2 separate regions of the Homo sapiens genome follow, and region 2 is linked to region 1. A link is an interaction called in ENCODE POLR2A ChIA-PET data of the cell type or tissue named here. Cell type or tissue: PC-9. All regions are shown on one strand. Links, peaks and the distances in the headings refer to the core of each region. The heading gives the core; the rest is flanking DNA.

Region 1 (5,379 bases), core at 204-5,203:
GACACATAAAGTGTAACAGATCTAAAGTGGAGGAGGAAGATGGGAACTAGTTCAAGGTTTGGGCAGCATTCCAGGAACAGCATGTACAAAGGCCTTGAGATGAGAAAGCATTTGACACATTGGAGGAATTTAAAGAAGGTGGACACAGCTGACATATAGAGGATAGCCTGGAAGATGTCAGAGGATGAGGCTGCAGAGGGGCCGCATGGCTCAGGACCTTGGGAGTCAGGTTAAGGATTTTGGATTTTATACTCAGAGCAGTGGAAGATCACTGAAGGATTTTAAGAAGGGGAAGAAAATGATCAGATTTTCATTTTACAAAAAGATCTCTCTATTGCTGTGTGGAGAACAGAGGGTGATGGGGTAAGAACAATAGTAAAGGTTCGTACAGTTTTCCCAGGGATTCATGACTTGGACCCGGGCAGTGGGCACAGAGAGAAGAGGTCCACTTGTGGCTTGCTTCAGAGGCAAGGTCTCCAGGACTTGATGATGGGTTTGTTGTGGAGGGTAGGGAGGTTGAGCCATCAAGGATCATTCCCAGGTTTATATCATGAGCTATTGGGCAGACGGTGCTATTTGCTAACACGAGAGACACTGGGGGAGGATCAGGTTTAGGGCTGGGCATGGCCAGTCTCTCTTCTAGACATCGTGAGCTGAAAATGACTGAAAGTCTCCCAAATGGAGATGTCAGGTAGGCTGTTTAGTATGCAAATCTGGAGCCCCAGAGAGACTGCCATTTTCATTATTAGGGGTGTCTTTGAACTGCTTGCCTTCATGGCATGGATCTTATTTCCTGGGAAGCTGGCAACGAATTGAGCCTTTCCTGGGGTTTCTTTCTCTAGTAAACCTTGTAGTGTTTCTTTTCGGCTCTCATGAAACTCAAAATCTTGAGCAAAGGTTGCTGATTCATTCCTAACACATACTAAAGATTTCCAAAATGGTAACTTGCTTTGTAGTCCACCATCTGTAACTGATTGGACAGCCTGGCTTTCCAATTTGGTGTAGGCTACAAGCAGAAATGCATTGTTTTGGTTTTTATTCAGCCCTTAAATACTTAAAGGTAGCATCCACCATTTTGACTTTCATCAAAGATCAAGTAACCAAATGACCTTACTTTGAAGATAACGTGGAGAATACTTTGGATCAAATTACTAGTAGCATTTAGGACAGAGAAACAAGCTCAAGAATTGGTGTTCTCTTCATACATTTATTGTAGGATAAAATTATGTGTTTGTGGACCAGGCATGGTGGCTCACACCTGTAATCCCAGCACTTTGGGAGGCCGAGGTGGGCAGATCACAATGGCAGGAGATCGAGACCATCCTGGCTAACACAGTGAAACGCTGTCTCTACTAAAAATACAAAAAATAAGCCAGGCGTGGTGGTAGGCGCCTGTAGTCCCAGCTACTCGGGGGGCTGAGGCAGGAGAACGGCATGAACCCGGGAGGCGGAGCTTGCAGTGAGCCGAGATAGCGCCATTGCACTCCAGCCTGGGTGACAGAGCCAGACTCCGTCTCAAAAAAAAAAAAAAAAAAAGAAAAAGAAAGAAAAAAAATATTATGTGTTTGTGAAGAAAGGCCATTTGCTTTTTGCATAGGAGAAATATACCTTGCAAATCTCCTAAAGAACACGCTCAAGCATATAGAATTTGCCTTGGAAGTTGAAACAAAATGATATTTAGTGAATTTTTACATTAGTTTTCCTTGCCAAGGCCGTTCTTAGAGTTCCTATGTGTAGCCTCCTACAGAGCTATTGGAAGAAGCCATTTCTTTACACATCTCTTTGGGGTTGGTGGTGAGAATAAGGCCTGTGGTCTGGTAGAAGTGATAAGCTGGGGCCCCCACAACTGTGTGGATGTCAAAACCAATTCCAACTACGTGGAATTCCAGGCTGTGGGATGCTGCAAACTTGGTTCCATGGCTCAGCTGCTTTAATGGCAGATTCCACAAATGATCTCAAGACCAAGAATAAACTTGGTAGCTTTAATGCAAAAAGCGAGTCCTAAGCCCTAACTGGCTAGTCCTTCCCATTCTTAGCCTGATCTCTTTGAACTTGCACCCAGAACCTTGAAATAAAGATGTGTGTATGGTTGGAAGTAGATTTTTTTCACATGCTGCTTTTGTTGGCAGGAAGTTCTTCATTTTTCCTGCAAGTATTACTTTGAAAACTTTTGTAAGGGATACAAGTTGGCAATCTGTGCTCGTGTGTGTGTGTGTGTGTGTGTGTGTGTGTGTGTGTGTGTGTTTCTGTATCTTCTTTTAAAGTTTAAGTTTCAAAACTGCTATTTGGTAAAAACATTCTGTGAGTCTTAAAATGCAATGTATTATCTGCTTACTGTCTAGAGGCCTCCCCCTGACGTCTGTTGTTCTGTTTCAGAAATTCTGACAAGGGCGTGGAGGTTGCCTTCCTCGGCACTCGCACGGGCCTCTCCAGAATCAACCTGTTTGTCGGGGCTGAGCAGCTCACCAATCAGTAAGTAGGAGGGATCCTCTACAGGGGCCCAGGGAGCTTCTGAAATGGAACATTCAAAGGGAAGCTTATTTCATTTCTTGATTCCACTACTGGTAGAAACATAATTTAGGCCACCCCAGGCCTATTGAGATTTTTCCTCTCTGTTCTACCATGCGGGCCCCAGCATGTGCTTTCACCTGCCTGTTAGCCCTTCCACCACCCTTTGTTCCTCAGGCTTGTTGGCTTCTGTCCACTGTCCTGGAGTCCTCTCCCGCCCTGATGAGTCATTTCAGAACTCTGGGAGGTGGTGCGGCTGCTGGGGGAGCCGCCAGAGGGAGGAAACACTCATCTCGTAACAAATGGCTTCAGGGTGTTCAGCTGTTCTGCAGCTATGCTGAGGAATTCCTGCCTGTACAAAAGTCACTGTTCCAAGTCCTGTTTGTTTACATTTTACTAATAAACCTCTGCCTCTGTGCTTAGCCTGAGGGGCTGCAGAGCTCCACACCCAGGAGTGGGCCCTCTGGGGATGCTGGGGTTTGACAGTGTCTCCTTGGACTTCCAAAGAGACGTGGATAGATGGTGGGCAGAGAGTTTCCAGGTCTAGTACCCAGATGCTAAGCCCCTGCATCTTCAGAGAACCACGGGCCCTTAACTCATCAAACTGGTGTTTCACCAGGGCTAGTAGGTAGACTGTGAAGTCTTTTCTGAGTCTGTTAATAAGTTTTTTCTATTTCTTTTCTCTGAAGCAAGAGCGATTGTTAAGACATGGACAAATGGGTCCCAAGATTCAGAAAGTTAGAGAGTGGTTTGCAAGTGTGTGTGTGTGAGTTCAGAGGTTACCACAGAACATTATACCCCCAACCTTCAGGGTACCTGGAGGTGAATAACCAAGCCACAGAGTAGCTGCCAATTTGAGAGGGATTGGCTCATCAGGGGTCCAAGGAGGCGGTGCTTCCTTGGAGCTTGACAGTGCTGTTTGCCTCTGCTAGGTGAGGCCCTGACACCCACCATATAACCTTACAAAACCAAGTCTGGTAAATGACAGATCAATCAATGTTTAGGTATTTTAAGAGATTGGCTTTGAATTCTGTTCCAGGACTTTGACCTTCTTGATACTCACATTTATCATCTATGAAGTTTGATTATAGTTGCAACTTGATTTTTAACGACTTTTTTAAGCGTTTTTCCCCCAGACAATTGTTTTTCCAGAGGGCGAGTTCCTGGGAAGGACTAGAGGTGCTGAGATACACATTGCCTTCTCCTGTTAGGATCCAGATAGGCAAGGGGAGACAAGGGAATTCATTTTCTAATACTCATTGAGAAAGTCTGCTGCTGGCATTGAGACTGAAACAAGCAAAGCTGCAAAACAGTAACAATAAAACATGACACCTTGCTGGTCTGATAACTGTGTTATTGTGATGGATTTAAAAGACAAAGGACCACAGTAAGGATGCTGGGAGGTGTACCTGGCTTATCTCACTTGGGTATCTTCATTCTGTCCTCCTGAAAAGTGAGAGCGATGATCTCTTTTGGTTACTGTGAAGATCAAAAAAAATTATGGATGAGCTGGGCACAGTGACTCATGCCTGTAATCCCAGAACTTTGGGAGGCCAAGGCAGGCAGATCACTTGAGGTCAGGAGTTTGAGACCAGCCTGGTCAACATGGTGAAACCCTGTCTTTACTAAAAATACAAAAATTAGCCGGGCATGGTGGCACACACCTGTAATCCCAGCTACTCAGGAGGCTGAGGTAGGAGAATCACTTGAACCCGGGAGGTGAAGGCTGTAGTGAGCTGAGATTGTGTCACTGCACTCCAGCCTGGGCAACAGAGTGAGACTCTGTCTCAAAAAAACTCTTTTTTTTTTTATGGATGGAAAATTTCTTTGGGAAGCTAAAAATTCCTACAACTGTGTGTTCTATTCTTTGTGGCATTACGTGACCCACAGAGTGGGTACTCATTGACAATTTGAATGGATGAAATCTGTCTTCAAGAAACTCCTGTCATTGCTTCATATAGAGGCACCTTGACATCTATTGTCTTAGGGTCTTACCTGCCTATCCCCTCCCATCAAATGGTATTTGTCAAGATCCAGCTATTTGGATACACTCTCTAAGCCAGGCTTAGAAAGTTTTTAGCATTTCTGACTTTTGGTTTAGTTTTTGCTTTTGACTAGGGCATGAAAGGCAGAGCTTTAAGTATTGGGCAGAGAACTTGATAATATAAAGTTGCTACCCTGCAATTATCTCATACTATCATCAGTCTCCTACACTGAGATTTCATCCCATACCCCCGCCACCTGCATTTGGAAGTAGGTCGATTATACTGAAACTTGGCCGTCACCCCCAATAGTTATAATACATTCTGTGCCTTCAGTACGACTTCTCACATCACATGCATATAGCATCCAGTGATGTTAGCCTTCACAGCGTACAGCCTTAAGTTAAGAAGATGACCACTTTACCCCTGCCCTTTCAACCACCAAGAACAAAAGAGCTCTTGGGCTTTAAGAATCCCATATATTTGTTAGAGCCTGTTTTCAGTGTCCATAACACTCTTTCACATATGGTGTTATGTAATTCTGATACAACCCTGGTAAAGTGCAGCGTTTTTATTGTTCCCATTTTGTAGATGAGTAAATGGGGGTCGGAGACTCAATTACTCACTCAGAGTCACCCAGTTCTTCCCAGAATCTAGACCAGCCTGACACACCACTGCAATAGCTCCTAGTATCCAGGAGGAGACTTTCACCTTACCCAGAAGGATCTTTCTTCCTGAAGAACATTTTTGGGATTCTGTAAAATCAGGTTGCTCCTTCCTGTTTCCTCCAGAATTGCTGCCTAGTAGTTGGCAGAGGCCTCCAGGGTTTCCCGGCAACTCAGTCCTTTCGCAGTGACACCAGGGCTAATGGGGATCAAGTGCTGCAGGC
Region 2 (5,379 bases), core at 105-5,104, 700 kb after region 1:
TTCAAACATCATAGAAACAAATTTGGAAGTCTTCATTAACATCTAAAAAGAGCACATCCTCTGACTCAGAAGTTGTCCTTCTGGGAATTGATTCTGCAGAAATAAAAGCACCAGAATGTACAGTGAAACATAAATGATGTTCACTGCAGCCTTCTTAAAAAATACTGGAATCAACCTAATGCCCATCAAAAGGACATAACTGAATAAATATGATTTTTCCATAGAATGGATGCTGCATTAGAGACCAGAGGTAAAACTACACGAACTGACCTGAAAGGAGGAACTTGATACAGTATCAAGCCAACTGCAATGATCCAACAATGAAAATTGCCCACCACAATTCTGTAAAAATTGCATATGCACTTATGCATGTAAATGTGGATGTGTGTTTTAAACTCAGGAAAACATTGGGAAAGACATATACCAAATTGTCCACAATGGTAGCATCTGGTGTTGTAATCAAACTGCCAAGACAGGTTGTGGAGGACATTAATGTCCTCTTTTATAGCTCTATAACATTTTTTTTTCTTTGAGACAGAGTCTTGCTCTCTTGCCCAGGCTGGAGTGCAATGGTGCTATCTCAGCTCACTGCTGCCTCTGCCTCCCGGGTTCAAGCGATTCTCATGCCTCAGCTTCCTGAGTAGCTGGGATTATATGCACCCGCCACCACGTCCAGCTAATTTTTGTATTTTTAGTAGAGATGGGGTTTCACCACGTTGGCCAGGCTGGTCTCGAACTCCTGACCTCGTGGTCCACCCACCTTGGCCTCCCAAAGTGCTAGGATTACAGGTGTGAGCCACCGTGCCCAGCCATATCTCCATAACTTTAAGGGGTAGAATTATGGTTGATTTTCACTTGTGTCTTTTAGCTTTTTTTTTTTTTTTAAACAAATTTTGAAAGCATATGCTTGTTGTAGAGCAGCTGGGAAATCGTGAGAAGTGTTTTTCTCATTTTTGTCTTTTGTCTCTTCTCTTAGGATTGCCTTCTGTCACGTAAAACCTCATGTCTCCACCTTTGTGGGACCCAGCACTGTGACTGGGAAGTGAAGTCTGGGGTACAGCAAGCATAGAGAATCCTTGGACATTATGGGTGGAATGGAACCCCTCAACTAGTTTAAATGAATGAAAACTGAGTCACACATTTTGTTTTCCACATGCGGACACTGAGACCCAGGGCGAAGGCAGGGCTTGGAAGATGTTGTTATTCAAGCAGGCCAGGAGCTATTTACGAGGAGAATGACCCCTCAGAAGTTTGTGTGCGTGTGTGTGTGTGTGTGTGTGTGTGTGCGCGCGCGTGTGGTTTTGACCAAAGCAGCAGCTGACCAAGGCCAAAACCAAACATCCGCAATGAGGAAAAATAAGCACAAGTCTTGAGTGGGTCCCGGGGGTCTCCCCAGCCAGGTTCACTGCCAATCACTGAACTCCTTTTCTTTGCCATCAGGCACCCCATCCCCATTATTCTTGTCCTTCTTCTATCCTGTGAGGTACATTCTATTTTTCCCATTTCACCAATGAGGAAAATGAGGCTCAGAGTAGGTAACCCCGTTGGGGAAGGTCACACAGCATATACATAGCAGAGGCAATTCTGAATCCAGTTATGTATGTTTAATGCTGACACATAGCTTCTGAAGAAAAGCTACTTCCCTGTCTCTAAGGCCTTTTTCTAGAGCATTTGTAGAAAAGAGTAGTGCTTGAAAAGATGCCAAGGAATGGCTGGTGAGGATTCTGGGGCTGTTTCAGTGTGTAGGCAGGGGAGGAACTTAGGATTCTACGTGACTAGGAAGGGTGACTGGGCCAGACTCAGCCTTCCTTGAGCCTCTGGTTGCTCATGAACGAATCCGGCTTCCTCAAAGTCTGCCTCCAGAGCAATAACAAAAGCAGCTCTTGCTAACTCAGTGGCTGGGGCCGCTGTGGGCATATCCCCGTATCTGGGCACAAGCTTTGCTCATTCATTCCATTTTTCTCATCTGTTGAAAAGTACCTGATCGGTAAGCTTCTGTTTTGAAAATAAACACCCTTTTGGATTCCACCCTTTCTAGGCCAATCCCTTCAGCCTTTACTGATGCTTGTATCTCTCCCCTCTGCCCTCTCCTTCTGGGAAGGTATTTTTCTTTCATTCTTTTGGGATTTGGCTGACAATCGATTTCTCCATGCTGGTAGAGTCATGGGGAAAGGCAAAGACCTCATTCAGGAGGGGATGGAAGGGAGGAGAGGGTAGAAAAAGGTGAGAAGGAGGCTCTGCTTCTTTATCTGGAACCTGTTTTTCATCTCTCTTTGTCTTGCCAGGTCCTCAGCTTCTTGTCTACAATGACGAAGTGTATTTTTTTCAACAGCTGGAATGAGAAATGACTAAATCATCTTGGATCCTTGGATCAGATTACTGAAGGGAAAGGAGCTCATTTATCTAAAAGCCAAACCAAATACGTGTAGACACCTACGTAGTTAAATCACAGCAGCTCTAGGTAGTTAAAACAGCAGAAAGCCCCCACGCAGATCTGCTGAAAGTATCTCCCTTCACCTACCCACCTTTGGTAGCTGATATTCTATTCTTAGAGAGTCATTTGCTTAACTACTGTACCCGTTAAAATGCACATAGGTATAACAGTGCTTTACATTTGCATAGGATGACAGGGTGCTTGAAATTTTTTTCCTATGTCCTTCTATTCACTCATTCAAATAAATTCTATGAGCACCTATTGTGTGCCAGAACTGAGCAATATGCTGGTGCTACAATGGCAAGCAAGAAAGATATGCCATGTTGTGCTGTGAGAGCACAATGATAGGTTAACTAACTAGACTTGGGACTACACGCTAGGCCCTTGACTCCTGATCCAGCGCTGCTTTCATCCAACTACCTGTCACACTAATGTTAGGGTGGGAGAAGACACTGTGTTTTAGCATCATCCTTGCCTTGGTGCAAATCAGTCCACTGGTTCATTTCTATGTGATAACCATCTGAGAGCAGGGATGAACATGGAGATGGAGAGGGAGGTCCCATGGGGGTGTGGGAGCACTGAAGGGTCATCCATGGGATTCCAGGGTGCATAAGGGAGATCCTAGGAGGAGGACCCAGGATGAAAATAGGATGAAACAATGTACACACACCTTCTTTCCTTCATGGTGTCCCTTAGCAAGTATTTTAATCATCTCTGGCTGACTTCCTCTCCAATTTCAGATGGTACTTCTTGTTAAACTCTCTCCCAAGCTCCTTATGTCTTCAAAACATCTCTCACTTTCATTAGAGATCTCACTTTCCCTTAAGAGAAAGTCAAGTCCATTTAGCATGTGCCTCACTGATGACACCTTTCCTCCCCTAGTAATATCCCTGTCTCCCCACTTTTCCACTTGGTGGTGGGGCAGGTACTTTTATGGGCCAATGAATTCCTCCTTATACTTCTCCCATTTCCTCCAGGGCCAAATATCTGAATCCTCTTGCTTTTGTATCTGAAGACTCAACCTCTTCTGGCTCCCTCCTCTTGGTCCACAAAGAGGCCCCATTCTCCCCTGTCTAAAAACTCTTTCTACTCTGGAGCCACCTCTTTCTCATTCCTCCATGTCTGTGGCCTTCACCCCTTCTTCTCTCAAGTATTCCTCGACTCTCCATCTTTTACCATCACAGTGATACTGTGTCAGATGCCAGCATTGACCCTTCAGTGCCAGAAGTTACGGTCCTGCCCAGCCTTCTTCATCCTCACCCTCACTTTCATGCTCAAAGCAGTGACCTTCCTCCTGTGCCTGGAACTGTCTCCCTCTTTTACTTCTGTGACACAACACTCAGATTTTTCCCCACCCTTGCTGTTGGCACCTTTTTTCCTCCTGTATTGTCTTCTTTGAGTTCCTTACTTATATATGCAAATGACTACAGAAAGAAGAGTTGGTAAAGAGATGGCAGATACATGTTCAAGGAAAGACAGAAGAACATCAAAGTGTGCGGTGTCCTAAAGTATCTTTAGGATGGAGATAGATGGCAACAGGATTACATGACTCAGAATAACACTGTTTAACTTTTTAGAAGACAAATCTAGGCCTGAAAACACAATTGCCTGAATGAACTGGGCTTTTGTGGTTTGCTGCCTATAACAGAATTTTGCTAAGAAAGAATCTCCTAGTGGCTGAAAGTGCCCAAATAGAAACTGGGAGATTATAGAGCAGGTAGTTTTATTGTTATTATTATTATTATTATTTGAGATGGAGTCTTGATCTGTCACCCAGGATGGAGTATAGTGGCGCGATTTTGACTCACTGCAACCTCCGCACCCTGGGTTCATGTGATTCTCCTGTCTCAGCCTCCCAAGTAGCTGGGACTACAGGCATTGTGCCACCACACATGGTTAATTTTTTGCATTTTTAGTAGAGATGGGGTTTTACCATTTTGGCCGAGCTGGTCTCAAACTCCTTACCTCAGGCGTTCCACTGACCTTGGCCTCCTAAAGTGCTAGGATTACAGGCATGAGCCACTGCGCCTGGCCAGTCAGGTAGTTACAGATAACTCTGCTTCTTCTTGAGTTCTTTGATTACATGATAACCTTTCTCAGTCTTTTTCAAAACCCCAACTGTCACCACCACCAGCATTATCCTCATCACCATCACCATCAACACTCTTACCACTACCCTCCCCCCACCATAATCATCCTCATCTTCACCACCATAATTCCCACCACTACCTTCATCATCACTGTCAAATGCCATTGAATGGTCCCCTACTAAGAACCAGGTTCTGTGCTGAGCCCTTCATATATATTCTCTCTCTTCATGTTCATATCAACTCTGAAAAGTCAGTTTATAATTTCAGTTTTATAGATGAGAAAACCAAAACTCAGAAAGGTTCATTAACTTGCTTAGAAGGACCCAGCAGTTTAAAATGTGTTCCCTACTAATATACACAAGAGAGTTTATTAATCCAAAATCAAGATATCTGTTTAAATGTCAACCAAAAGATTGAGGTAAAAAAGACATTGATATGACTTGCTTATCTTTAACAGGAGACACTGAAACTAAATAGTGGTTTAATAGCTTCTCCTCAGCATTCTGTCTCCTAATGGACTTTGCAGGACTATTTTAGGTTGAAATTTTTCCTGTCCAGTACCAAAGCTCTTCAAAGATTCTATTCCCATCCCTTACCCTTTTGGGAGACGGTCAGGGAGAGAGAGGGAGGTGTAAAATCCCTCTTACAAATCCTTTTCCAAAAATCTTTGGCTGAACAAAGACTTTCCCATTTAAGAGCAGGTGACAGAAAGATTTCTCCCATAGGCAGCGCATTAAGGCTCTCTGCAGAAGTAAACAAATCTGTTATGATGAAAGCCGGACATTCCTCAGAGCCAGGATCTAATGAAAATGTCAGTGTTTTATGCAGTTTAAAAACTGACAATTCAACAGTTTT

The links. ChIA-PET counts read pairs that join two places held together with the same protein. Peaks named below come from ENCODE experiments on the same cell type or tissue, not always from the same donor. Only the 100,000 strongest peaks of a DNase experiment are listed, where the experiment ranks them.
Region 2: POLR2A ChIA-PET joins it to region 1 with 5 read pairs; 1 of 35 experiments calls an interaction of 5 or more read pairs at or near these places.

What each region holds. Positions count from the first base shown.
Region 1 is chr3:54,888,979-54,894,357 of GRCh38, forward strand. It overlaps CACNA2D3 (calcium voltage-gated channel auxiliary subunit alpha2delta 3), which reads left to right. Exons shown (of 38, transcript NM_018398.3): 25 at 2,377-2,472. The region is part of intron 3 of CACNA2D3-AS1 (CACNA2D3 antisense RNA 1); the gene reads right to left. Among named protein-coding and RNA genes, the nearest start is that of CACNA2D3-AS1, 9.6 kb to the right of the region's middle. In PC-9, for the core only: a CTCF peak has its summit at 2,794 (motif pointing right); a DNase peak (open chromatin) is centred at 2,793; H3K27ac peaks cover 1,299 bases.
Region 2 is chr3:55,590,316-55,595,694 of GRCh38, forward strand. The region is part of intron 17 of ERC2 (ELKS/RAB6-interacting/CAST family member 2); the gene reads right to left. Among named protein-coding and RNA genes, the nearest start is that of ERC2-AS1, 15 kb to the right of the region's middle. In PC-9, for the core only: no CTCF peak of the experiment used is centred there; a DNase peak (open chromatin) is centred at 2,326; H3K4me3 peaks cover 1,134 bases; H3K27ac peaks cover 3,143 bases.